Regions from separate parts of the Mus musculus genome. Here region 2 is linked to region 1. The links are chromatin loops, found by intact Hi-C in ENCODE. Cell type or tissue: left cerebral cortex. All regions are shown on one strand. Each heading gives the region's core, and the rest is flanking DNA. Links, peaks and the distances in the headings are about the cores only.

Evidence for each region. Peaks named below come from ENCODE experiments on the same cell type or tissue, not always from the same donor. Only the 100,000 strongest peaks of a DNase experiment are listed, where the experiment ranks them.
Region 2: it touches region 1 in a loop (11-fold over the local background); 6 of 42 quality-filtered maps call a loop at or near these places.

The regions. Positions count from the first base shown.
Region 1 is chr3:32,909,227-32,912,146 of GRCm38, reverse strand. Usp13 (ubiquitin specific peptidase 13 (isopeptidase T-3)) reads right to left here. Exons shown (of 21, transcript NM_001013024.2): 14 at 486-574. Among named protein-coding and RNA genes, the nearest start is that of Gm34153, 61 kb to the left of the region's middle. In left cerebral cortex, for the core only: a CTCF peak has its summit at 1,743 (motif pointing left); a DNase peak (open chromatin) is centred at 1,718.
Region 2 is chr3:33,786,423-33,789,342 of GRCm38, reverse strand. No RefSeq gene overlaps it. Among named protein-coding and RNA genes, the nearest start is that of Ttc14, 12 kb to the left of the region's middle. In left cerebral cortex, for the core only: no CTCF peak of the experiment used is centred there; a DNase peak (open chromatin) is centred at 1,453.

The DNA of each region.
Region 1 (2,920 bases), core at 236-2,735:
ATGAATATCACATACATATAGTACTGCTGTATCTCAGAGGCAGGGAAGGGTGCTAAGAGGAAGTTATACCTCCAGCTACCTACTACTACAAGTGTGGCGTCTGGACTGTCAATGCCAACACCATGCGGTAGGTTAGAAACATGGTCGCTCAGCCCACCTACACCTGCCAATCAGGATCTGCATTTTCCAAAGATCCCAGGTGACCTGTGTGCACAGTAACTTCTGAGATGCGCTGTCGCAAGGAGTGTACTTCCCCTCTGAGAACCTGATCCTCCCAGAGCTCAGTGGTGAGGGTGTGGTTAGCATATGGTGTTTCTTATGGTAGTGTTTCTCCTAGATTCTGGGTCCAGAGAAACCTGGGAGTAACAGAGGAAACAATGGGGTGGAAGGGACGGGGCAGACGTTCCCACAGCCTCTTTCACATGCCATGTCTGGTTAGGTGGCTCACTCTATAGTTTAAGCGAAAGCATGCAAAGGATACCTACCAAATTTTCTGGGAACCCAGTCAAGACCAAAAGTGAACTTCTTTATCTGCACTACCAAGTATTCAGGGAATGAGGCAAAGCGAGAAGTTCTGGGAAACACAAGGGGAGGAGATCAATCAAACAAGGAAGAAAAGAAAGGCTATTGCTGTCCATGGCTCACAGGCAGCTTTGTCTGGGGCTCCTGGCAATGCCAAGGACTGCCCTGAGAAGGAACCAACCAACAGTCAGTACACCGGTACTCGCACACTCGCTCCAACCCCCTGGCTTCTCTGCCGCAGAAAATGCTGACTGGGGACACAGTAATCACTGGGTGCAGCTATCTCACAGTGACTGCTTTGCTGCAGTGCTCTGGAAAGTGTGCCTAAACCACTTGATTTCCCAGCATTCTTGGAGTGTTTTTACCTGTGTATGTATCTGTGTGTGTTCTCAGTCAAGCACGCACCATGTCTGTGACATTCCCTACGTGGTGCAGAGAAGCCAGCCTCACTCCTCCTGGGCATCACTGTCTCACAGCAGTGGACTGGTGCAAGGGAGGGTTGCCAGAACTCGGGTTGAGGCTGACCATTACAGAGTCTCTTTGAATACCAGGATCCCGGGTAGCACGGGTCCTATAGCTAGCTCTCTCTATCTAAACCTAAGCCTTATCTTTTAAAAGATTTTAGCTTATGTGTATGGGTGTTTGCCTGCACGTGTGTATATGTACCATGTCTGTGTCCACAGACCTAAGAAAAGCAGGTCATGTCCCCAGGAACTGGAGCTACCTGTGGTTATGAGACACCATGTAGGTCCTGGGAACCAGACCCTGGTCCTCTGCAAGAGCGGCAAGTGCTCCTGCCCCTGAACTTGACATTTTTAAATTAACACTGAGTTAATTCTGAGTTCACTTCAAACTGAAATACAGAGTATTCTAGGCTTGGCTTTATCACTTTTATGCACACACTGACTGTTCTAATTGCACATCAAATCCATGCCTCTCAGTGCCCGAATCCCACTCATTCGGTCACCAATTATGTCTTTCCAGCACCTCTTTCTATTTGCCTGTCTATGTAAACAGACAAAGAGCCACATTGTTTCCCAGCCTTTGGGCTAAAATCATGTACAGACAATGAGCCAGAGATGGTACAATAGGTCCCCTTTAAAATAGAAGGCTCCGAGCTTTCTCCTCCAAACCTCACTGTTGAATTAGAGCCATTGCCTTCTATCTGATACACATCTTTTTAGGTCTGAACAAACTCCAATGTATTGCTGCCCTCTGGTGCAGAATAGTAGACACAGCACAGGGCTGACCATGGGCAAAGAGTAGAGAAGTATGGCTTTAAGTCTTCAGTAGGCTCGTAATTTACTCCAGATCCGGGGGAATCTCTGGCCCCTCTGAGGCTCGTTTTACATCTGGAAATGATCTTACTCGTGGATGTGCTGTCAGGGTTGTTCAGTGCTTTCTCGCCCTTGTGAAAACCCCTTGACACACCAGACTGTACTGTACTGAGGAAGTGGAGTGAATTCCATCATCCCTAAAGTTTCGGACACTGAACTGGTCTGTCACTGACCTGTATCTTCCCTGCTCTGTCTCAAGTTCTCCCTCAGAAGGACAGTAGATGAGAACAGGCCTCAATGCAAGGCAACTATGAGAGCTCAGCCTTGCAAAGGGATTGATCTAGGATTATCCTGGCTCTCTGAAGAAACGTACAGTCCCTCCAATTGGGTTCTCTGGCTGCCTGAGAAGCCTAAATATATATCATTCTCATTTAAATGAAGCCAAGACTTCCAGTTTACAGAAAGTCAACAAAATTCACCTGCTATTATAGCATTTTCAACTAATGAAAAAAGTTATCTTTCAGCTACAGTGTGTGAGTGTGTATGTGTGTGTATGTGTGTGTGTGTGTGTGTGTGTGTGAGAGTGAGAGAGAGAGAGAGAGAGAGAGAGAGAGAGAGAGAGAGAGAGAGAGACAGAAAGAGACAAAGAGAGACAGAGAGGGACAGAGAGAGACAGAGAGGGAAGAGAAGAGAGAGAGAGAGAGAGATGCTCATGTATGTGTCCATCAAAGGTCAACAATCAGTGGGTGTGTTTCTTCCTCTCTCACTCTCCACCTTACTTTTATGAGACAGTCTCTACTGTCCCTGGAGCTCAGATGAGAGTGGCTAGCCAGTGGGAGCCCGGGATGTGCCCCTGTCCTCATCCCAGTACCATGTTTACAGCCATGCCCACCGTGCTCTGCTTCTGCACAAGCCACACCAGATCCCACACAGGCAAGCTCTCATTCCTAAGCAGCAGTCTTTACCACTGAGGCCTCTCCTCTGCCCAGACCTTCTCACATTAATATCAAATCTGGGGTAATCTCATTAAATCAATGGTATGCAAATGGTGACTCTGGAGCCAGGAAAGTTGCTGACTCTATGCTAAAGAGCTGTGTGAAAATAAGGTATGGGCAGTGGAT
Region 2 (2,920 bases), core at 221-2,720, 880 kb before region 1:
GTTTCCAAAATATTTAAGAGTTTGAAAGATTTTTACGATGAACTAGATACTTATCACAATGGGAATAACTTTAGCCTAGGAGTCCTAGCTATGTTTTGAGCAAATCACAGTTACGCATGCTTCTCTTGTCACTCAAACTCCAAGGTGCTTGTACTGGCTGGTTTTGTGTGTCAACTTGACACAAGCTGGAGTTATCACAGAGAAAGAGCATCAGTTGGGGAGATGCCTCCATGTGATCCAGCTGTAAGGCATTTTCTCAGTTAGTGATCAAGGGGGAAAGGCCCCTTGTGGGTGGGACCATCTCTGGGCTGGTAGTCTTGGGTTCTATAAGAGAGCAGGCTGAGCAAGCTAGGGGAAGCAAGCCAGTAAGGAACATCCCTCCATGGCCTCTGCATCAGCTCCTGCTTTCTGACCTGCTTGAGTTCCAGTCCTGACTTCCTTGGTGATGAACAGCAGTATGGAAGTGTAAGCCGAATAAACCCTTCCCCCCGCAACTGCTTCTTGGTCATGATGTTTGTGCAGGAATAGAAACCCTGACTAAGACAGTGCTGTATATGATGAACGTTGATGTTTAAACCTAAAATTCTGTACTCTATTAAGAAATGGACCTTGCAAGTCTTACATAATACCCTACCTCTCTCTTTAAGGTGCTGTACTTTTTTCTATGAAATCTTATAAAACTATTTTTCTACTGTATTATAGTACTAGCAAATGGGTTCCCACTGTGGCTGGTTTCAAGTGTGTGAGATTTTCTGGTTTCTTTAGGTGTAGTTTCAGAAATTACACAAGCCTCAGAAATTACAGGGAAGATTGGCTAGTTACTGTAAGGAAGTCTTAATGTGGCAGTTCTATAATACACATTAGGGCCCAGATCCTTAGTTTTAAATTCACGTAATTTTATACATCCTCAGCATAAAATTGAATTAAGTTTTGGCCAATAGTTTATACATACTTGATACAGACTAACCAAACTGACTGATCACCAGTCTAGATAGCACACACTAATGTAGTCATATGATTACTGTCAAAAAACAATTTTTAATTTCAATATATTCTCTCATGGAAAGACAACCTTAGAAGTTTGCTGCAAAAACAAAGGAATGAATGCAACTGGAAAAAGAAAAGCAAAAGCAAATGCTATCTGTCATGGTATGATAATGAAAACCTGCACCAGTTCAATGTTATATATGTATCCATTTCCTCTATGTGAGTATTCCTGCTAAGGCGATCAAATGCTCTGCTTACTCTGTCTCCATGTATATAGCACACACACACACACACACACACACACATACACACACACTCTTTATATAGCATATGTATATAACTGGTGATGTGCATATTTAAAACCTTCTTTCCAAGGTAGTTTTTAGTATTTTAGAATTTCTCGAGAATGGAAGCCCAGAATACAAAACAGATGTAAACATAACTGCCCTAGCTGAATCACACTGATGGGAAGAAAATTGAGAGTTCAACTCAGTAACACCCCTTTATTTTTTTTTCTTCCCTGGCCTTCTGTACTTTGAGTGGTAGCTGGAGAGGTTTATGAGCTTTAGGGAACTCCTTTGTCTTGTTAACAGATGATTTCTTCAGGCTGGCTTCTGTGTTATTGATTATGTCTCAGTGTAAGTTACAATCATATGCTGACCATTCTCTGTCTGCCCTTCGGTCATGCTGGAATTATACATTACAGGAACACTAGCCACACAGAAAATGCCGTTCTGTGTTCATTCGCCCTTATAAATTGTAATTCTTGTTCATTACGCTTTGATCTTGCCTAGCCTCACTTCCTTAGAAGGCAATATTGTTTCCAAGTTCAATCATGAAGCCCCTTATAGTCTGTCTGTCTGTCTGTCTTAACTCTTGGTGCTCTCACTCACTATCCAGATGCAGTCACATGGGTTTCCTATCAACTTTAAATGCTCTGTGTTTTTTGTATTGCATAGCTATTGTTGGTATATTTTCCAAAATGCTCTTTCACTATTTAACTGTATTTTCTTTTTGTCTCTGCACCTGAGCATAAAAAAATACTCCCTTTTTTCTTAACACTCCATTTATTTCCATCATAATACCCATGTGAATTATCTGTTCTCCCTACTAAAATGGCAATTCCCTGTGTCCTGTTCATGATTTTGTACTCAATAATTAGCTTAGTGCATATCTGGTACATATCATGTGTGAAATAAATGCTTGAATGAATATGTGTAATATTCACATGTATATGTTATATTTATAGTAAAGAAAGGGATATTTGTTGTTCTTAATATGACTGAGCAAGGCCCAGTTAACAGGTTCAATGACAGAGACCTAAAAATAAACTATTCTGGGCAGTAGTATCATCTCTTTGTTTGAAAAGAAGTTTGGCAAGCAAAGGGTCCCAATCGGAAATTAATAAACAGAAAGGCATTGTTCTGTGGAAGTGGTCTATATTATAGGTGGATTAAAAGTGCTTTTTAAGTCGGCATAGGGAGTGTGGTGACTGGGAGTTCCAGAGCCATGCAGTTTGATTTGTTTTTTAAACTTATTTTTAAAGAATTTTATTCTGTTCAACTAAGCTCAGTTATTTTGAACAATATAAAAGCATCTGCAACATCTGCCTTTTACTCTTATATTCTACCTAGGATATAAGATATCCTATTTCTGATTTTATATTTGGTTTCTGTACTTTTATCTTGTTTTAAGAATTTTTGAGGTCATTGTATATGTGAGTCTACGTAGTTACTATAAGCTGATAGGACAGATAGCTGCATATTTGCTGTGTTGAGGTCCATCAGAGGAACAGAACCAGGAGAATGTATACATGCACAGTTATAAGGTTATCTGAAGGAATTTGCTACTGTGAGTGTAAAGACTTTAAAGACAAAACAGTTAAGGTGGGTGGCAGGCTAGACCAATGAAGATGTATGCTGTACTCTAGACC